2 separate regions of the Homo sapiens genome follow, and region 1 is linked to region 2. Evidence: read pairs that join two places in POLR2A ChIA-PET (ENCODE). Cell type or tissue: IMR-90. All regions are shown on one strand. Links, peaks and the distances in the headings refer to the core of each region. The heading gives the core; the rest is flanking DNA.

Region 1 (2,812 bases), core at 24-2,523, 56 kb after region 2:
AATGCTAGCTGAGAGCGGTGGCAAAAATGCTAGCTGAGCGTGGTGGCGGGCACCAGTAATCCCAGCTACTCAGGAGGCTGAGGCAGGAGAATCGCTTGAACCCGGGAGGTGGAGGTTGCAGTGAGCCAAGGTCACGCCATTGCACTCCAGTCTGGGGAACATAGTGAGACTCTGTCACACACACAAAAAATAATAATAAGAAAAGAAAAAAATGGTTAAAATGGTTAATTTTTTTTTAACTTTTGTTTTAGATTCGGGGGTACATGTGCAGGTTTGTTACACAGGCAAACTCATGGGGGTTTGTTGTATTTCATCACCCAGGAATTAAGCCCAGTACCCAATAGTTATCTTTTCTGTTCCTCTCCCTCCTCCCACCCTCCACCTTCAGATAGACCCCAGTGTCTGTTGTCCCCTCTATGTGTCCCTGAGTTCTCATCATTTAGCTCCCACTTATAAGTGAGAAAGTGCAGTATTTGGTTTTCTGCTCTGTGCTACTTTGCTGAGGATAATGGCCTCCAGCTCCATCCATGTTCCCATAAAAGACATGATCTCATTCTTTTTTATAGATGTGGTACATTTCACCTTATGTGTTTTTTTACCATGATTTTTTTTTTTTTTTTTGAGACAGAGTTTTGCTCTTGTTACCCAGGGTGGAGTCCAGTGGTATGACCTCAGTTCACCGCAACTTCAGCCTCCTGGGTTCAAGTGATTCTCTTGCCTCAGCCTCCCAAGTAGCTGGGATTACAGGTGCCCGCCACCACGCCCAGCTATTTTTTGTATTTTTAGTAGAGATGGGGTTTCACCATGTTGGCCAGGCTGGTCTTGAACTCCTGACCTCAAATGATCCGCCTGCCTCGGCCTCCCAGAGTGTTGGGATTACAGGCGTGAGCCACTGCACCCGGCCTTACCATGATTTTTAAAAACAAACGAAAAAATAGTAGATCCTTTACAGGGTTCGTGAGGACAGGATGAGGCAACGCATGTGAACTGTGTTATTAGCCTCAGGTCTGTGGGAATACAAGGCTTTCTGCCTTCGGGGAGGTGTTGCTGGAGAGATGGACAGACCCACCCAGGGGAGGGGCGTCTGTGTCCCTGTGGAAGTCATTACTCCATTCAGCAGAAGCTGCTCACGGCGGGAGAGGGCTGGGGTTCAGGGAATCCTTCCTGGAGCCGTGATGGGGCCCTGCTTGGGGGATTCCTAGCATGTGTGGGATGGGCAGATTCCAGACATTGGAAAGTCCCTGGCAGAAAAATCACTCCCACTAAGGGGCAGTTGTAGGGAAGAGATTTGGGCTCACGCTAGAGAACTCATGATCAGAGATGTCTGCATGAGGAACAGAGGCTGCTTTGTGGATTGGGGAGCTCCCCATTAGCGGAGGCAGGTAAGGAGGTGCCTGTGCGAGGTGGGGGTGGAGCCAAGGCTGTGTACCTCCGACGCTGTGCACCTCTCTGATGGGACCCAGTCCAGACAAAAATTGTATATAACAAACCCTTGTAAAGGTGGTGCTCGGGTCAGAGGGAGGGGGCAGCCGGGTGGGAAGGCTTGTCCCAGGTCTAGCCCAATAGTGCGGAAGTAGCTGGTGCTGTTTTCACTGGGCCAGGTGCTGTGTTAAGCTGAACAGGCTTGATCTCAAATCCTCACCATAGCCCTGTGCGGTAGGGGCTGTCAACACCTGGGAACCAAGGCTCAGAGGTTAAGTCACCTGCCCAAGGTTAGCCAGCAGCTGGCGTTGCTGGGATTCGAACCCAGGCAGTCCGGCTTGAGCCCTCCATCCTGGGTGGAAGTCTCCCAAACCCGTCCCCCCGCAAGCTGGCCTCTCCCTGCCCCCGCCCCTGGCAGTCAGTTCCTGGGGTCAGGGGTGCCCTGCCACCCCCACAGTACAGATGTAGCTGCTGTGCCCTCCCCGTCGTCAGTGCGCTGCCCCTCCCTCTGGCTGCCTTCACACTGTCAGCGCTGGCTGCTCTGTGCAGTCAGACCCGGCCCCGGCCCCAGCCTGCTCGGGTCTCCGGGGTCTCAGGACAGCACTGTGGGGACCATGCCAAGCGAGACTGGGAGAGCCAGGCTCCGTGTCACTCAGTGCCTTCCTTCTCCTGCCATTCAACGAGACACTCCTAATAACTCTCTTGCAGGCCTCTAAGTCTGTCCCATAGCTGTTGAGCTGATTTTGCCTTTTGTGCAACTGTGTTTTCCAACTCAGCTCTCTGGGTGCCAAGACCTTGTCCACATGATTCAATCTGTCCAACTCCAACCTGGCCCCTGATAGGCCATAAATACCATTCCTGATGGCAGTGATCCAGTGCCCTCCTTTGTCCCCAGAGCTGAGGCAGGATGACCACCACGCTTATAGCTAGGACAGAGGGTGACTCTGGCAGGGACAGCAGTTTATCCAGAATGACCCAGTTAGCCGGGCGTGGTGGCACGTACCTGTAGTCCCAGCTACTCAGGAGGCTGAGGTGGGAGGATCGCATGAACCCAGGAGGTCGAGGCTTCAGTTAGCCATGATCACACCATTGTACTCCAGCCTGAGTAGTGGAGTGAGATCCTGTCTCTTAAAAAAAAAAAAAAAAAAAGAATGGCCCTCACCGTCCTCCCACCCTGCCCCTGTTAGCTTGCCTGGCAGTCACCTTGTATGGAGGCACAGGGAGCTGTCATTTACCTCTGTGCCAGGCAGGGTGCTCAGCCCTATACAGGCACCATCTCCCCGGATTCTTACAGGGCCCAGCTGGTGACGTGCAGCTGATATTCCCATACTGCAGATGAGGAAACTGAGGATCAGAGAGGTTAAGTCATGCCTAGGAGCCTGGCTTCTCC
Region 2 (2,812 bases), core at 307-2,806:
AAGTTTCTCGGCTGGGCATGGTGGCTCACGCCTATAACCCTAGCACTTTAGGAGGCTGAGGCAGGAGCATCACTTGATCTCAGGAGTTTGAGACCATCCTGGGAAACAAGGTGAGATCTTGTCTCAATGAAAAAGTAAATATTAAAAAAAAAAGTAAAACAGATTTCTCTAGAGTAGAAAAAGAGTAAATGCTACTGTGCCGCTCTCTGAGTCTAGTATGACTACAGTATCAAAACTAGGGATGGACAGTAACAAAAAAAATTTGCAGGCTAGTTCATACGGTTGTAGATAGGAAAAGCTAACATTCCAGCAAATCAGATTCAGTGTTTTAAATGCACATAGCTAAGTAACGTTTTTGGAGGAGCTAAAAAATGGAAAATATTTTCATGGTTGGAAATCAGTTCACCATTGGAAAATACACGTTACTAATTGATTATATTAAAAGACTAAATGAGTACAGCTACATTTGTGGTCATCTGCATTTCAGCAGGCTTGGGGAAAACTGATCTAGTTCTATTTTGAATCATTTGCACTTCAACTGATGTCTAAAATAAGATGTTGTTTGGGGAAGATACTGGAGAATAAAAATAAAGGACAGCACTTACCTTTGTTAATACGTTAAGCAGATGAATTTTTGATCACACATCTCATTACTTGTAACATATTACCATACCTTTCATTTACAAGGGCTTTTTCATTCTTTCAACACATTTTTATTGAGCCTTTGCAGTCAGTATGTGCTAAGTCAGTCTGCTGGATCTTGGGACTTCAGTGGTGAAAAATTAGACGTGGTGCCGCCTTTGTGCAAGATTGAGTCTGGTGGTGAATACAGATAAATAACCAAAACAATTACCAGAAACTGTGCCAAATGCCATGACAGCACAGAGAAGAGGTTCCCTAAACAGGGAAAGGAAACGAATGTGTTACAGAAAGCTTGCTGGAGTCTCTAAGCTGAGATCTGAGGGCTAGTTAGAAGTTAGCTAGGTGCAGTTGGAGTGGGAGAGGAAGTTTCAGTTGTAGGCAAAGGGAACAGCATTTACAAAAGCCTAAATACAAGAAATAACATGGTCCATTCAAATAATTAAAAGCTCATTATGATTTAATTATTAAGGGACTGGGGTAGGAGTAGGGGTGGGGTGAAAGCTACTGAAGGATTCTAAGTAGGGAAATAATCTGATAGGTTGACAACCTTAGAAAGATTAATTGCTTACATTTTGGCTAATGAAATGGAGGATATTAAGACTGTAAGAGGGGAGACTGATGAGGACATTAAGAGATACTGGTAGCTGCTAAGGAGGTAGAATCAATAGGGCTTTGGGAGGAGAGAGAATTGAAGGATTATACTCAGGTGTCTGGTTTGGTCTGTTGATGGTAGTATTCTCTAAGGTGGAGAATCTAGGAGGTGGAGCAGGGTTGGGAAGGAACTTGAGTTTGTTTATGAACATGCTGTTACTTTATTTTATTTTTATTTTATTTATTTACGTTCTTGAGACAGAATCTCGCACTGTTGCCCAGGCTAGAGCACAGTGGCACGATCTTGGCTCACTACAACCTCCACCTCCTGGGTTTAAGCAGTTCTCCTGCCTCAGCCTCCCGAGTAGCTGGGATTACAGGCGCCCACCACCATGCCTGGCTAATTTTTGTAGTTTTAGTAGAGACGGGATTTCACCGTGTTGGCCAGGCTGGTCTCGAACTCCTGACCTCAGGTGATCTGCCTTTGGTCTCCCAAAGTGCTGGGATTACAGGCATGAGCCACCATGCCCAGCCTGAACACACTGTATTTTAAAAATACCGGTGGAAGGTCCATGTCCAGTAGGTGATTTGATGTATTATAGGTCTGAAGATGGGGTCTGAAGATGAGAACTGCATTTGGGCTTGGAGGTAAACATTTGGATACGTTATCCAGGCTGAGACCAAACCTTCCATGTAAACACAAACTGTGCTTCATCCTTATCTACCATGAACATAAGGGAGGAGAAACACATGAAATGTTTCTTAGCATCAGGCACATTACCATCATCAAGTTGTGCTGAAAGAGAGGAGGAGTTGAAAGCTGAAGAAATTCATGTCTGAGTCAAAGTCACTGCTAAGTTTTATTTTCTCTCACAGTTCCAGGAGGGTCAGATGGTCCAAGTGGAGTACTGATCTGCTCTGAAAACTATATTACTTACAAGAACTTTGGTGACCAGCCAGATATCCGCTGTCCAATTCCCAGGAGGCGGGTAAGATCTTTGATATAAGAAGAGAGAGATTTGTGTTTAATTTTTGTGATTACAGTGTAGTCTCTTAGTTTGTTACCAATTTAGTTTTTTTGTAAATTAAAAAAAAAATTCAGTGACCCTGGGGCAGGGACGTAAATGTTGTTTTTAATAAAGCTGGTGAAATATTTTAGTAAAAGCCAAACAAATTCTCTTAGAAAGGGAATTAAAACTAATCTAATTTCTATTTCAGAGGAACCTGTGGACAATTATTAATTTGAAATTCCTGAATGTTTCTAGTTTGGAGAAACCAGGCATATTTGTTAGAGATAGGTTGCCTTTTATTCTATTTGGTTTTTTTTTTTTTCCAACATTTTTATTTTGAAAATTCCAACATACAGAAAGTTTAAAAACAATGAACAATGAATTCCCACATGCCTTTTAGATTAATCCGTTATTAATATTTTGCTACATTTGTTTTTTCTTTCTCATGATATATCCATATACTTTCTAGGCTAAGCAATTTGAAAAGAAGTTACAGGCATTATGATGCCTCACTCCAGTAATCTTCTAAGATAATGGCTCCCGAGAACAAGGACATTTTCCTACATTAC

What was found. ChIA-PET counts read pairs that join two places held together with the same protein. Peaks named below come from ENCODE experiments on the same cell type or tissue, not always from the same donor. Only the 100,000 strongest peaks of a DNase experiment are listed, where the experiment ranks them.
Region 1: POLR2A ChIA-PET joins it to region 2 with 6 read pairs; 5 of 35 experiments call an interaction of 5 or more read pairs at or near these places.

Annotation. Positions count from the first base shown.
Region 1 is chr16:70,589,019-70,591,830 of GRCh38, forward strand. It overlaps a transcript of IL34 not described here. Among named protein-coding and RNA genes, the nearest start is that of SNORD111, 52 kb to the left of the region's middle. In IMR-90, for the core only: no CTCF peak of the experiment used is centred there; a DNase peak (open chromatin) is centred at 1,203.
Region 2 is chr16:70,533,199-70,536,010 of GRCh38, forward strand. It overlaps SF3B3 (splicing factor 3b subunit 3), which reads left to right. Exons shown (of 26, transcript NM_012426.5): 6 at 2,110-2,222. Among named protein-coding and RNA genes, the nearest start is that of SNORD111, 3.4 kb to the right of the region's middle. In IMR-90, for the core only: no CTCF peak of the experiment used is centred there; no DNase peak of the experiment used is centred there.